Linked DNA regions of Homo sapiens: region 1 is linked to region 2. A link is a loop called in an ENCODE intact Hi-C map of the cell type or tissue named here. Cell type or tissue: uterus. All regions are shown on one strand.

The links. Hi-C counts contacts between places; a loop is a spot of excess contacts. Peaks named below come from ENCODE experiments on the same cell type or tissue, not always from the same donor. Only the 100,000 strongest peaks of a DNase experiment are listed, where the experiment ranks them.
Region 1: a loop joins it to region 2, with 4 times the contacts of the local background. A loop is called at or near these places in 3 of 110 quality-filtered maps.

Annotation. Positions count from the first base shown.
Region 1 is chr7:22,660,011-22,668,010 of GRCh38, reverse strand. LOC401312 (a long non-coding RNA gene) reads left to right here and starts at 2,478. Exons shown (of 5, transcript NR_122075.1): 1 at 2,478-2,666; 2 at 4,095-4,929. RefSeq lists enhancers at 1,815-2,421, 2,422-3,030, 3,031-3,638. In uterus, no CTCF peak of the experiment used is centred here; no DNase peak of the experiment used is centred here.
Region 2 is chr7:22,598,629-22,606,628 of GRCh38, reverse strand. No RefSeq gene overlaps it. Among named protein-coding and RNA genes, the nearest start is that of STEAP1B-AS1, 39 kb to the right of the region's middle. In uterus, no CTCF peak of the experiment used is centred here; DNase peaks (open chromatin) are centred at 4,218 and 4,578; H3K27ac peaks cover 950 bases.

The DNA.
Region 1 (8,000 bases), 61 kb before region 2:
AAACAACTCAGGCCCCACCTTCTTCAAAATCCAAGGTTGCTGAGGGTGAGGTGGATTTCAGCCTGTGTCTAGGGGTGGAAGTTCATGGAACTAACCAGAAAAGGATAGAGAGATAGGAAACAGTGGAAACTCTGTTTACATTTCTGCCAAGCTCATGTGACTCAGAATTTGAGGTATATCGTTTTCCTTGTAAGGAAGCTGCAGCCAAGAGAGATTAGGTGACTTATTCTGAAGTCACGGAACTGATGAACTTGGTTCCCTGAGATTTCTTAGAACTGATTAAAAGTAGTTGCAGCCTGAACTGTGGGAACTTGCAGTATGTTTTGGTGCTTTGAATTTGAAGGGGACAATTTATTTCCAGAGATATGAAAGGACCCAGAGTGTGGATCCCAGAGGAAACATCTGGAAGAGAAAGAAAGGGAATCCCTCAGAGTCACAGGGCTTTTCTACCCTACCGCAGTGGCAGAAGAGCAAGTGCCAGCAACCCCATCAAGAAAACATTCTGAGGGGTTGGTGCGGTGGCTCACGCCTCTAATCCCAGCACGTTGGGAGGGCGAGACCAGCATGGCCAACATGGTGAAACCCGTCTCTACTAAAAATACCAAAATTAGCCAGATGTGGTGGCATGTGGCTGTAATCCCGGCTACTCGGGAGGCTGAAGCAGAAGAATCACTTGAACCTGGGAGGCGGAAGTTGCCGTGAGCTGAGAACGTGCCACTGCACTCCAGCCTGGATGACAGAGCGAGACTCTGTCTCAAAAAAAGAGAAAACATTCTGGGAAGGGGCTGTTCCTTTAGCAGTTGATTTAACCGCTGCTGAGCTTTAACAAAAAAATCAAGCTTTTCTCGTGGCACTGTATAAACTTCCATATGGTTGTCAATGTTCCACTTAACTCACCTGTTCTATTTATAGGCCATCAATTGTGTATTTTCAAAATAACTGCACCTCAAATTTTCAGGCTTTTAGTGGGTACAAAGCCCTTTCATACACATGGGGCTCACTTGGCTCCATGTGAACAAATTGAGGCTTAGAGACATTGGCAGTTTGCCCAAGAATCAACCCACAGGCTAGTGGAGGAGCATGAGCTTGGGCCCTTGTCCCTGACTCAGCTCCTATACTTTGTCCTGTGTGCCACAGGGGAAAGGAAATGTTTCTCCTGCAGGATGGAGATTAAGGTTTTGAAAACTCTCAAATTTCATTCTTTCCAGTTTTATCGAGGTAAATTGACAAATAAAAATTTGGTATATCAAAGTGATGACTTTATATATACACACACACACATATATACACACATATATACACATACACAGAGTAATGATTACCACAGTCAAGTTAACACATCCATCATATCACATAACTACCATTGTGTGTATGTGAACACTTAAGATCTACTCTCAGGAAATTTCAAGTAAACAATACAATATTATTATTTATAGTCACTATGCTATATGTTAGACTCCCAGAACTTACTCATTTTATTACTGAAAATTTTTACCCTTTGACCAACATGGAATTCCATTTTTCTACTCAATCCACGTATCATCCTTCTCAGAGGCATGCTTTACTTCCCTGAAACTTCTCACCACAGACTGGAGCAAAAGGTGACAGAGGTGAGCGGCAATCTATAAGGATAATGGCAGTGAGCCATTCTCCAGCATCCACTCTGTGGCAGACACCAAGTGCTTCATATACGTGAGTTCATTTCATCTCACCATAAATCTGTGACATGGGTACTATAATTATTCCCATTTTACACATGTGGAAACTGAGGCACAGAGAGGTAAAGACACTTGATTAAGATCTCACAGTGGGTTTAGTATCTGAGATCTACCACCACAAACTGAGTTTTTAACCTATGTGACTCATTCACCACCACCACCACGACACCAAACCAAACTGACTTTTAACCAGTGTGATTCGTTTCAATGAAGCCTTTTGAGTACAAAGGGAAGGCGAGCATCAGTATGGCATTGCGCAAAATATTCTGAAAACTCTGGGGCTCAAAAAAATGACTTTTCTTTCGCAATTAATTTTCCAAACAAGTTACACTTCGGGAATAAGCAATCCACACACAACAGTACAACACTCACAACTACTGAAGAGTGTAAAACTGTCAGTCCCCCTCCACCCTGTCCCCAGACGCGCCGGGCCACACTTGCTGTTCAGTTTCTGGTGTGGAAAAGCCATTTGGAGAGCAGGAGAAAGAAACGACGCGGGCAGGGGGGCGAAGGGGGGCGGTTTGAGAGAGAGCGGGAGGTCGGGTGTCCTCGGAGTTTCCTCAGGCGAGGACCTGGGCGCGTCTGGGCCACCGGGGGTAGGGGTGCCGAGGGCGGGAAGCGCTCCACCGAGGTCCCGGCGAGGATCCAGGCGTATCTGGGCGGCCACAAGCTCGCCGGCCCCCAGGCAGAGGGAAGGGCGGCGAGGAGCGTGGGGCAGCGCCTGGGGGAGAGGAGCTTGGCCGGAGGGCGGGGGATTCTGAGGTAGCCTTGGCGACTTTCGAGACTACCCAGGCCGAGCACACCCAGCCCCCTCAGACCCAGGCATTTCTGCGTCCTCTGGTTTGGAGGGAACCCAGGGGGCTGAGGTGAAGCAAGCCAGGACTGTTTCTCTGACTCTTCTGGAAGACGACCCGCTGCTCGGGCCGCCTCATCACTGCGGGCCACGAGGTGGGTAAAGCTCCTTCCTTAGCTCACCTCGGACCACCGGGCCTGGTGGCCACTTCCAGGTTTCCCGGGGGTGGGGGGCGGAGGGATCCCTGGAGGCTGCAGCGCCCGGAGGAGGCGGGGAGGTGGGCGAGCGGTAGGCGTCAGGCAGTGCTTCACAGGCTGTAGGCGCCCAAGGAGCCAACCAGAGAAGAACAAAATGGCAGCCATGACGCCACACCTGGCGGCCGCACACAAACACACACGGGGCAGACGTTTGCTGATGTTTGCACAGGGCATTCTCTTGTTCGTCCTGATTCTTTGTTGATGGTGCTGTCTTTGCCCGGATTGGCTACTTTTTTCCCCTTTTGCTGTCCAGTTTCCTGTTTATCCTTTAAGACTTGATCAGATAACTCCTTCCCTGGGCCCCCACTTCCCCCTCAACTCCTGCCCCTCTGTCTTTCCGTGACTGGTGTAAAATGACCTGCTAGGGAGTCAGCCTAGGGCCAGGAACTTCTTATGTTTCGGGGTGGTTTTGCTCAACTTTGTCCTTCCAGTGCCTGGCTTTCAATCACTACATTGAGGTGGTGTAGAGTTCCTGTGGGATGCTCCGAACTACACCGGGGGTACCACTTGTCCATGTGAAAGATCCCTCCATGACAGTTTTGGTCGTCTAATGATCTGCTTTATTTTTATTTTTTAAAATTGCTAGTGTTCTCTGTTTTGTTGCAATTTTAGTATACGGGATGCTGAAGCGAGCACATGATCTACCTTTTGGAAGCTTGGGAGACCTAGTGAAATAATGGTAGAAATGGACCTATGAAAATCTGCCTTTTGCTTGAGAGTAGGGCTAAAATGTCCACTACACTCGGTAATTTTGACTTGAGTGAGCATATCTGGAACAGGGTGTACTGGAAACTGGAAAATATCCTTTTTTTTTTTTTTTTTTTTTTTTTGAAACGGAGTCTTGCTCTGTCACCCAGGCTAGAGTGCAATGGCACGATCTCGGCACACTGCAAGCTCTGCCTCTCAGGTTCACGCCATTCTCCTGCCTCGGCCTCCCAGGTAGCTGGCACTGCAGGCGTGCCCCACCACGCCCGGCTAATTTTTTTTTTGTATTTTTAGTAGAGATGGAGTTTCACCGTGCTGGCCATGCTGGTCTCGAACCCCTGACCTTAAGTGATCCACCCGCCTCGGCCTCCCAAAATGCTGGGATTACAGACGTGATCCACCGTGCCCGTCCGATGACCTATATTAATACGTCACCCTAATCATTTAATTATCTTAGATATCCATTAAAGTACTGCCAAGTTTGGACGTTTAAAAGAAATACCCAGTTGAGAAATCTTATCTTGTTCCTGTGAAGGAAATGTGAAGTATGTTGAGATGGCCTGAAGAAATACTGCATATGATTGGTATTTCCTCCATCTTGCTATTTTTCTTTTTTCCCAGTGCCCTTCTTCATTCCAGACATGGTGCTTTGAACAATTTGACTTGGAGGCAAGATTGCGATATAGAAAATGGGCCACTGTGGAGGAGATAAGTAAATGCTTTGTCGCTTCTAAGTGACAGGGGAAACTGATCACGATTGGTATACTTCTGACATGTAACTTTCTATATCTTTAGAAGATCGTCAGGGAAATAGAAAAAAAAATCTGAAATCTCCAAGTAGGTTCTACTTTGTGTGGTTCCAACTAAATGAACTAAATTTGTGTTTAAAGATTGTAAGTCTACATGTAATGGTGAAAGCTGAAGGTTTTACACTGCACAGAAATAGTGATTTCCCCCCGTGGAGGGCAAGAAGACCGGAATAGGAGGGGTGGGTGGGGGAATCAATGTGTAGGCCAAATATTTGAAATTTCAGTGCAATCTTCTTAGTCATCACTTTCATTTCTGTCTTCTAGGGAAATCTGACACAGCTAGAAAGCAATGGAAAACACTAAGAGTTGCATCAGATGTTGAAGAGGAACTGATATTATGGGATAAAAAATGATTCTTTAAGGGAGATAACTGGTCATTTAAAGGTAGCAGCCTTTTTGGGAAAAGCTAACAAGTGTTCCCGAGGCCAGCCTGTCTCTTGTTAGCAACATTGGCCCTGTGTTAGAAGGAAGAGTGGATGTGTTTTGATGCTATTCCTTTTCCTCTCAGCATAAATTTGCAAGCATGTACTGTAAATGAATTTTCATGTCTTTTCAGGATGTTTCCCTATAGAGCAGTTTCTAGATTGACTCTGTGGAACAGTCTACAATAGATTTAATATGGTTAGGATTTTGCCTAATTCTGATTGGTGAGTGGTTTTCTTTTATTCATTCTTAATTCTGCATCTAATATTAGCTTACAGTGTTACTGTCACTGTGTGTGACCCAGGGAGAGAAAGGAAGTAAAAGATGTGACCTCAGAGAGCTCAGAGGGGAGAAACAACACAATAATGATAACTCACATTCATATAGAACTTTAAAATTTAAAGGTTACTTTTTACTGCGTTACCTCATTCGTCCTCTCTGCAAGCACATTGGGTAGGCTTTACTATTGCCATTTTACAAGTGAAAACAGTGAAGCTTGGAGAAGTTAAGGAACTTCCCCCAGATCACATTCCTGTAAGTGGCAGTGTCTGAACTTAGTATTCTGACTCTAAAAGGGCATGAGGTTCCATTCAAAGCTAGTGAGTACTGTACAAGAACATGCTAATGAGGCTTTGTGAATAGTCAGAGTGAAATGGGGCTCTTCAGGGATGGTATCTTGGGGAAGCACACAGTGTATGCAGATTATTGAAGAGAGTCAAAGGAGATCCTGCTGTGGGGAGAAGGCTGGAAAGTGCCATGGGAAGAGAACAAGGACAGAAATGAGGTTGACATGTGGGGCAGAGGAAGGAGGCAGACCTTCATAAACAGAGGAACCATGATTGGGAGTAATGGGGGCTAAGTGTAGGAGACACTGGGGGCTGTGTATTTAAGGGGTTGGGGAACAGTAACACCTGGAATTTTCTTTCTATTACCTCAAGAAACCCACAGTGGAGGGGCTGTGAGTGCTCCTAAGAACATGTTCTGCACTGGTGCCTCAATGGGTAGAAAAGGGGGTTGCCAACTGAGTTATATATAGAACTTGTGCAAGGGAAGTTCTTATGCAAAATGACTAAACACACTCCATTGCTCTGCCTGGTTACTTATAAATATTGTTTATGTGCAGAAGTTGATGGGAATCCAGACATTGTCTAAGAGATGGCTCAGAGAATAAAATAACAAAAAGTTGTTGTGAAAGACAAAGGGTTTCTAGGTTACCTGCAGCAGTTGATGACAGTCTGTCCTTCTGTCACAGTAGAGACAGTTTAAGCCACATTCCCAACAAGCATTCCGTATATCTGGCACTAACACATTGGAACTTGGGGGAGACTATGTGACGTAGCTTTACTCTAGGGAGGGACAGACAATCTGAGGGTGGAGAGGGAAGTGAGACCCCATACAAACCTGGGTGATCTCTACAGTTATGTAACTGTCCAGCCACAAATCACTTATTAAACAACTGGATTCAGAAGACCAAGATCTGCATTTGGGTCACTCCAGTTATCTTGAGATCTGGGACCCAGGTGGCTGGGGTGGCAGCTGATCATGTCAGGAGGACTCCTCTGCACAACATCACAAGCACAGGAGAGAATGCTAAACTTGATTGGGAGCTCACAGAAGACCCCTGGAACCCAGAGCAATAAGGTGAGGAGGCTTAAAGAGCCTGGAGAGAGGAGCTGGGTTGCAGAAGTTCTCTCTTACCTTCCTTTGAAATTTCCAGGTAGGTCCCAGGGAACACATGATGAAAAGAAACATCTGACTAGTTAGTGCTCAGCTGGCTGCACCTAGAGCGTCTCATCCAGGGAAATATTTGCCTAATTCTAGCATAGGGATTACAGTTTGCTGATCCAGGTTGGTTAAGAGCATAGACTCTAAAATCAGGGAGTTTGCAAGTTTACTGAAGCTCTTGGGGCTTGAATTTCCACTGTAAAATAGGGATAATAGCAGTTCTGATCTTGTGGAGAGGATCAAATGAGACAATGCATGCATTGCAGGTTGGGTTCCTTGGGACACAGATTATGAGATGGAGATTTGCATGCAGGAACGTTACTGAGGAGTCCTTTTGAGATCGGTACTTTTGGGAAAGTGTAGATAGCATTACTGGGCACAGGGAGAAGGAGAATTCTGATGCAGTTGTAAGAAAACTTCACTAATCCCATCAGTGGCTGTGTAGCTGCAATAACCCTTCAAGGTTATTTTGAATTGAGGTTGGTCTTATAGCCCTACATCAGTTAATCATTGGATATCAGATGTCCCTGGGATGGGGATGTGATCTTGGGCAAAGAAACTGTTCAGCAAAGGGCAATGCCTGAAGAGCAAGAGCTGATAGCTGTTAGCCACCAACATTCCCTGCAGGTGGGGAAATGAGTGCTTGAGTCCTGAAGGGGGCGATAAACCTGGGTGATACACTGCAGGTTCACCGCAGTCCACTCTTTGCACCTCAGAGTCACTTGCTTCCTATCATAAGTTCTGACAGCAGCTCTTCTAGATTCTGGTGGTCTTCTTTTCCTGGGGAAACATACAAGAGGAAGGTGAATGGAATGACCTAGTGCTCTCACCATAGCCGCTGCTCTGGTGGCTACAAGTGATGCTCATTGTCTTCCTCCTTTACTACCTATTCTAGTTTCCCCGTCCCATCTGGTCCAAGTGGTTTACCTGGCAGGTATAAAACTAGGCTGTGACAGCTGTATTTACCTATTTTCCATTAAGAGACACCCAAGCAGTTTACCTGGGTGCCAAACATAGTTTTCCCTGCTCCCAAAGCAGCCCTCTCACTTCCTGGGGATCAGAATCAATTACTCATGCCAGGAGGCTGACTCTTTTTCTTGTCTACTCTTCTCTTGGTATGAGGAATGTGAAGCAACTGGGTGGCAGCCACACTTTGTCATTTAATGGGAAACTTATTGTGTCCTCTGGTGAAAGCAAGCAACCAACAATGGTGCAAGCCACTGAATCTTTGTAGAGTATATCTCCCATCATCTGAAGGGCATGTGACTTATTAAGGCCCCCAGCATACTTGCTACTTCTTTCTCCCTGGGTCCCAGTAACATAATGTCATAAGTAGTATGGACTGATAGGATGTTTTGCAGGATAGCAGGTGACCCAGCTTTCTTTTGACTATATTTTGATGGAGGGTGAGGAGTTAACACAGCCCAGGGGCAAGACTGTAAGACAATGTATACTACTGTCTGTCCCAAGTGAAGGAGAACTGTTTACGATCTATCTTTCTGATAGAGACGGAAAAGAATGCATTTGTCAGATCCATGGCTGCAAACTAGGTACTAGAGGCAACACTAAT
Region 2 (8,000 bases):
GCCGAGATTGTGCCACTGCACTCCAGCCTGGGTGACAGAGCAAGACTCTGTCTCCAAAAAAACAAACAAAAAGATAAAATTAACTCAAAGAAATAGAACATAGTAATAAAGACAGAAAGAAAACTGAAGTGTAGAATTGATAAATAAAAGCTAGAGTAAAAGCTAGTGTTTATCCTTTATAAAATATACATGTCTGGGAATTTGTACATTAAAAAAAGTATAATACATTTTAGGAGTGAGGAAGTATAAATAAGGAAATATAAAAACATTTCTATGATTATACATAAGAGCCAGTATTTATTGAGAGCTTTCTATGTTTTGGGTACTACTGTTAGATGAATGTGTGGTTAAATAAACTATCCATGCAGTAGAACACTGTGCAAACATCAAATGGAAAGAGGTAAATCTACATAAACAACACTGAAAGTTGTCCACGACATACGAGCAAGTGAGACAGGCAGGTTACAAAATTGAATGCACATATGATCTCATTTAAAAAAAAATATCTATTTGTATTTCTATTAATATCTACATTTTAAAAATCTAGAATAGTCTAGGGATTGGGACTGAGTCAGAGAAGAGAACTTTTTTACTTTATCCATTTCTGCCTTGTTTAATCTTGTTTTACAATGTGCATGAATTACTTTTAATAAATGCATGATATTTCAAAGTAGCTATGACTTGAAATGTTCCCAACACAGAGATGATAAATACTCAAGGGATGGACACCCCCAAAACTGATTTGATCCACGTAACAAAATATCACATGTACCCCATAAATATGTAAAATATTATATGTCAGTTTTTAAAAAGGCAAAAAATAAGTACATGGATGATAGTTTTAATGCCACTAAGTATGTTAAACATGGTTATCAGTTTCCAGGAGACTGCTGTTTGGAGAACATTATTTCACTTAGGGAGTGCTCAAAGCAAGGCCACTCTGACAGTTTTGATTCTGTTCCATACACTTCTCACTCATTCTTAAAGAGGACATGCTTTGTCGTGTGCATGGCATATTTTGTGGTGTGCTCTTCAAGCACGGTCACGAACTAATGAATCTTGATAATGGCACATGTCACAAGGAATGGAAACTTGAGGTGAATTTCAGAATGCTTGAAGGGGTAAAGTTGAGATATGCAAGGACTGCAGGCTCTTGAGGGCTGTATCGGTGAAGTCCCAGTTGATCAAGACCTTTTGGTATCTGTACCAAAAGAGGGACTGAGGCTGTGGCTATCTTTGTCCAGTAGGGCACAGGCACTGGAAGAGGCAGCTTCAGAGCTACTCCATTGCAAAGCATCAGCCAGCCTGGCTTCGCACCCAGACCAGTTTTATAACTTAGCATGTTTTTATTTTTCTTTATACTTTCTTCATGTCTGACTATCTCTTGCTTCTGGCACAGCCATTGTATTCATACATTTCTATTGAGAATTTTTAAAGGTGTTCTGATAATGACTTGCAATTCTCCCCGGCTGTTAGTGGCAACTTTTGAAGTTACCAGCGAGCTGTTCTTCCAAGGTTGGGGACGAAGTTTGTTGTTTACTTTCTCTCTCACTGACTGACTGATGGACAGAATAATTTTGAGCTTAACAGGAACCATCAAGATTAAATCATTTAACAAAACTTATTGAGATCCCGTTATGCTCTGGATCTTATTTTCAGTGCTTTAGAGCTTACCTTCTTGGTGGAGAGCTTAATGTCAGTGTGAGCCAGGACTAGCTGGAGAACTTGTTTGCCACAGATTGCTGGGCCCTACTGGAGTTTCTGACTCAGTAGGTCTGAGCTGGGGCCCAAGGGTTTGCATTTCTAACAAGTGCTCTAGAGAGCTGCTCTAGAGCAGCACTGTGCAATAGAAATATAAGGTGTGCCACAAATGCAAACCATGTATGTAATTTTAAGTTTTCTAGAAACCATACTAAGAAAGTAAGAAGAGGTGAAATCCATTTTAATGGCATGTTATTTGACCTAATACAAAGTATTATTTCAACATGTAGTCAACGTTACAAAAGTTATTAATGACTTATTTTACACCCTTTTTTGGAGGAGTAAGTCTTTGAAACCTGATATGAATTTTATACTCATAGCACCTCTCAGTTGGGAGTAGCTAAATTTCAAGTGCTCTATAGCCTCATGTGGCCAGTAGCCACTGTGTTGAGCAGTGCAGTTCTGGAGTATCATAGAATCTAGTATGTCTTAACCACTTTTCTTCCCCAGCATACTTGAGGGATAGGATACATTTCCAACCATAACAGTGACTCATTAAGACTACATTTTCTAGAAAATATATAGGCAGTCCAGCCCCTCATTTACTTATATTAGGGGCTGACGAAGGCCATGTGTGAAGACAGAGCAGGTATAACATACCTGACTCAGTAAGAATGCAGCATTTTGGGCAGAAGGGTCAATTCCAAGTAAAGCACAATGCTCTGTCACATTTACCTAACATTGGAATCCTATGGCTCCATAGGGATGGGGCTTGGGGGAATAAGCAGAAAGAACTGTTTTACAGTACCTCAAAGACCATTAGAGCATCAACAACATTCTTTTGAGATCTCCCTGATAGAGTGGACTCTGACTCCTCAGTAAGGAGGAGTTGCAGGTTCATTCTGCAACTTACTCCAGAACACTGTAAACCTTGACGTGGTAGGAGCTCCCTAGCTGTGTCAGGAGCAATGGTGCCCAGCAGATGCTTGGGGGAAGATGGCAGAGCACTGGCAAGACCTGAAAGAAGTGTCCTTATTCAGGGAGTACATGTGAGGCACCCTGGGAACTTCTAGAGACACTTCTACAATGGAACTTAGGCAGGGGCTGAAGGTCATATTGATGTGTGGGACAGAGCTGGCAGCACCTGGTTGATTGTTGTTAGGGTGACCTCATTATGGGGATAAGTTCTATAGGGGTTCAGAAGAAGGATTAGGTAGAGATATCAGGAAAGGTTGCACAGAACAGGCTAAGCTTGAGGTAGCCCTAGTGGTTTTAGATGTGCAGAGATGGAGGAATTGGGGTGAGGGAACTTTAGGCAGAGGAAACAGCTGGAGAAGAGACCCAGGTGGATAAGAGGCATTTTGACAGGAACAGTGCATGTCTAAAGAAAACCAGAGCATGCCCAGGCTGCAAAAGATGAATAGAACCATACTGTCTTGGCTCTGGAACATGAGGCTTACGACTTGGTTTTTACTCCATAGGAAATGTAAACCCTTAAAGGTTTTTGAGCAGGGCTGTGTTATGAATAGATTGCTGTTGTAGGGGAAATAACTTGGCAGCTGCATGTAGGATAAAATATCTTGAAAAGAGATTATAGCCCAGAAGCAGCCTTGTCCAGAGGGTGGGGTAAGGAACTACCTGGACCTGGAACTAGGGTTAAGGGCAGAGGTAGAGGGAAGAATGGAGTAGAACTGATAGCACTTTACACAGGATGGTGGCAGGGATAGGAATAAAGAAGGGAAAGGGAAAGGTCAAAAGACAGATGTTGAAAAGGTAGTGGTCAGGGAAGCAAGGAAGGAAAGGAGTTGAGAGATTGGGGAGAAAGAAGAGAAAAGTGTGAATGAGAGAGGAAGAGAAGAGAGGGAAGGAAGACACAAATGATACAAAAGATTTGAAGCCAGTGGAACTGTTACCTCTTTAGGACAATGCATTGGTACTGAAGGTGAATGGCTAAATTCATTCTGACTGTGACCCTTTCCTGGTAGTTATTGGGAGAAGTGCGGACAGCAGAATGAGTGTCCTTTATAGCTGCGGTCCTCAACCCCCAGGCTACAGATTGGTACTTCTACACGGTACTGGTCTGTGGCCTGTTTTGAGTGGCAGGCAAGTGAGTGAAGCTTCATCTGTATTTACAGCCATTCCCCATTGCTCACATTACTGCCTGAGCTCCACCTCCACCTTCGACCTCCACCTCCACCTTCCACCTCAGCAGCAGCATAAGATTCTCAAAAGAGCGTGAACCGTACTGTAAACTGCACATGTGAGGGATCTAGGTTGTGCACTTCTTATGAGAATCTAATGCCTGATCATCTGTCAGTGTCTCCCATCACCCCCCAGATAGAACCATCTAGTTGCAGGAAAACAAGCTCAGGGGTTCCACTGATTCTACATTATGGTGAGTTGTATAATTATTTCATTATATATTACAATGTAATAATAATAGAAATAAAGTACACAATAAATGTAATGCGCATGAGTCATCCTGAAACCATCCCCCCACTTCCCTGTCTGTGGAGAAATCATCTTCCATGAAACTGGTCTCTGGTGCCAAAAAGGTTGGAGATTGCTGCTTTATAAAACAGTCCTACCATAAGATAGTAACACATCTCTGTTGCTAGGAGACACATTCCACAGTCTTCTGCTGAGAAGGGGAGAGACAACTAGTTTCTAATCAAGTCAGCTAATATTCAGAAAAGATTTTAAATTTGATCCAAGGCAGATTCTGCCCAAATTTTAGGTTAAGACAGTAGTTCTCTAACTCCCTTCCCAGCCCCCCAGGGCAGTGGCTCCACCTTTTCTTGCCAACAGACATCCCAGGGGGTCTTTGCAGTGTTGCTCGGGCACCACTGGAACGTGTCAAGGATGCAACTGTGGCAGGAGCTGGGACATTTGTTTGATGCTCTCAGCCTCACTTAACACCACCATGGGACAGGCAACTGTATCACTCTCAACTGACAGATTTGAAGCCCAGACTTAGAGAAATGGCTAGAACTGATTGCAAAACCATCTGCAGGACAAAATCCAAGCCCTTACTTCACATTGTTCGACAAAGAAAGAGGAGAAAATGTACCCTGGAGTAAAATTTAGGGGGGAAAACCATTTGTCCTTCATTTTGTCTACAGATCACATTTTGACTCTATTGTAATTTTTTTTTTTTTTTGGTATGCTTTGTGGAAGGGAGACATTAAGGAGTTTGAAAAACTTATTTAAAACCCTTGTGTTTGGTAAGAAATTTACCCTTTCATTTCCCCTGGAAGAAATCTAACAACTCTGGACTGTTGACAAACATTCCCTTTTGGTGTCCCAACTCTGCCTGAAGTCAAAATGAGGTAATCAAAATTTTCTAAGCAAGTATGTAATCACTGTAATTTGCATATTATTTGCATAACCAGAGATGCAGGGATTTTCTCCTCCTTCTGTGGGAGAAACCCAATCACAGAACTTTCTTAGATTTCATCTTGTATCTAATTTCCTGCCTTAGACATATGAACATATTATAATCTGACCCATCCTCCCTCCCCATCTTCCAGTATTTTTTAAATAAGTAAATTAAATTACTGTACTCAAACCCTCATCCTGCACAACAGCAGGAAATCCATTCTCTTCCAGACTGTTTCAGAGGACTCTAGAGAGAGTGATTTCCTACTACCTAGTAACAGCTCCTGAAGGCTTCTGCCTCTCTCCAGGCTACGCTCCAAGAATAAGTACAGTTCCTCCTTCATTCTCTAAGGCGTTGCTAATACGACGTAAATTATAGTGGTTAATCAGTTTCCTAAAAGATGAGGATGACAAAGGGAAATTACAAAGCACAAAGTAAAGCCCTCAGATATAAAGGTCCTCTTCAGCAATTCCCTTTCAGTGAGTCCTTTCTTCTTTTCTCCTCGTGTTCTAGCTGCTGGCTGGGACCCTGTGTCTCACTCAACCCCAGGCCTTCTTTGCTTTTCTCCCAAACTCCCAGGTCCCAAATTCTGTGGAGAAAAATGAAAATACATTAGTTGAAGCAAACTAGCAAAAACTTCTCTTCCTCAGAAACCCAATTCATGACTCTCTGCTTAAGGAAGACCCCTTTTTACTTTATTAAGATGACATTTACCTCCTTTTCTAACAACTTTCCCCATTCCAATGTAGCCTAGGCCTTATCTCAGACAGTCAAAAAGGCTTTTAAAGCCTTTCTAACAAAAGAGGTGTTTTCCTCTAAAGATTGATCCACTATCCACCTAGCAAACCACAATCTGTAAGTAGATTTTTGTTCCCACAACAATATCATTCTGAAACATTTACTTTTCTGCTGCTTTGTCCTTACTTATGTCCAATGGTACAGTTAAAAATAAAAATGTTTTCTGGGATTAAAGAATCTGTGAAGAAGACAAGAGCCAACAAGGAAATTCCCTATAAATATTTAGCAAGCATGAAGATATTCAAACTCTTTAAAACCATGTGAAGAAAAATGGTGTCACAGAAAATCCACATTTGGGGTTCAGGAAGTTAACAGACCCGCATTCAAATCCAAGTCCATCTAACCATTTTATTCTGTGTTATTGGGCAAGTCACTAATTTCTATAAAGCAGGAATAAACATACCTGCCTCACAGATTGTTGTAAAAAATGAGCAAACTTATATAATGCCCTTGGTATCTAGCAGGTGGCTCAATAAATATTTCTTCTCTTCCCACTCCTCAGGCTAGTGAACTCCTATTGTTAGCCCATATAAACTGGTGCCTTAATACTTTAGGGTAACCAAAGGAATAAGAAAATTGTTCATTAGGTGGGTTAGAAGCCACAGCCATTGAATCACCTTTTCTTTTGTATTCTTGTCCCCATTAGCATCTCTGCACCCTACGTCTGTCTTTTCTACTCCCCACTCCCTCTCTCCTCACTGTCATTTATTCCTTGCTATAAAATGGGAAACTGGCCATTGGATGGAGCCAAAATGTAACTAGTGCTTGTTCTAATTAACGAATAATATTTTATCTTTCTTCTTTTTCTTCATCCAAATAATAATTTAAAAGTTGTCTTTCTACGAAACAAAGAAAAATGAATAAACAGGCTTTAAGTATATTGATCTCAGTTGATTTGGGGAGGCGGGGATGGAGGTCTGCTGGTTCTTGATAAGAGATTCCTTAGTTTGCTTTAAGTCACTTTGTGTCTTCTTTTGATTTATTATTATTTACTATTTATTATTATTGCATCCACACATCTTCAGACTGCAGAATGAACAAACAAGCAGAGAAAACCACAAGCATTCTGCAATTATCACCCCAGGTGTCCAAAACCTAGGAGTCATCCTTGATGCCTCTTCTTTCTTCCTATCCCACAGCAATCTTTCAGCAAGTACTTTTAGGACTCCCTCCAAAATATATTCTGCATCCACCCACTTTCCAGATCTCCACAGTAATCAGGATAGTGTTGCTAGACTTAGCAAATAAAAATACAGGACACCTAGTTAATAATGAATTTTGGATAAACAATGGGTAATGTTTGGTATATAAAATATTATTAAAAATATTTTTTATTCTCCTTACATTATTCATTGTTTATCTGACAAATTTAACTGGACATCCTGTATTTTATCTGGCAAGTCTAAGCTAGAATAATCTCTTTAAAAATATAGATCAGGGCTGAGGTGGGATAATCACTTGAGCCCGGGAAGTTGAGGCTGCAGTGAGCCATGACTCTGGCACTGCACTCCAGCCTGGGCAACAGAGCCAGACCCTATCTCAAAAAAATGTATATCAGATCCCGTCAATCCACCAATGGCTTCCGATTGCCTTCTAAATAAAAGCCAAACTCCCTGCTCTGGCCTTTCAAGTCTTCCATGGACTGACCCTCATCTTCCTGTCTGGCCTGAGCCATACCACTCTCTTTTTCCTTGCCTCCCTCTTCACATTAGCCATCTTCTTGTTTGTAGGCCAGTCAAGTCTGTTGGATGTGCTGTTTTTTCAGCCTGCAATTTTCTTCCCCACAGCTTTACCTGGCTGGCTGTGTAACCAAACTCAGGTCCAGGCTACTCGTCACTTGAAAGCCAAAAACTTAAGAGAAGAGCTTCGACGAGAGGAAAGTTAGCTTTATTCGAGAAGCCAGCAACCTGGGGGAGGCAGGGAACTAGCGTTCAAAGACCACTTCACCGAGTTGGATCTCCAGATAAGGGGTTTTTAAGGGAAATTAGGGGAAATGATGATCAAAACATTCTTGTGAAATGTGTGCTGTCTCAGGCAGGCCGTTCGTCATTGCTTTCCTGGTCAACGTACTGTGGCTTCTGCAGATCCGTCACCTATTCTGATCAGGCTTGGCAGCCTGTTT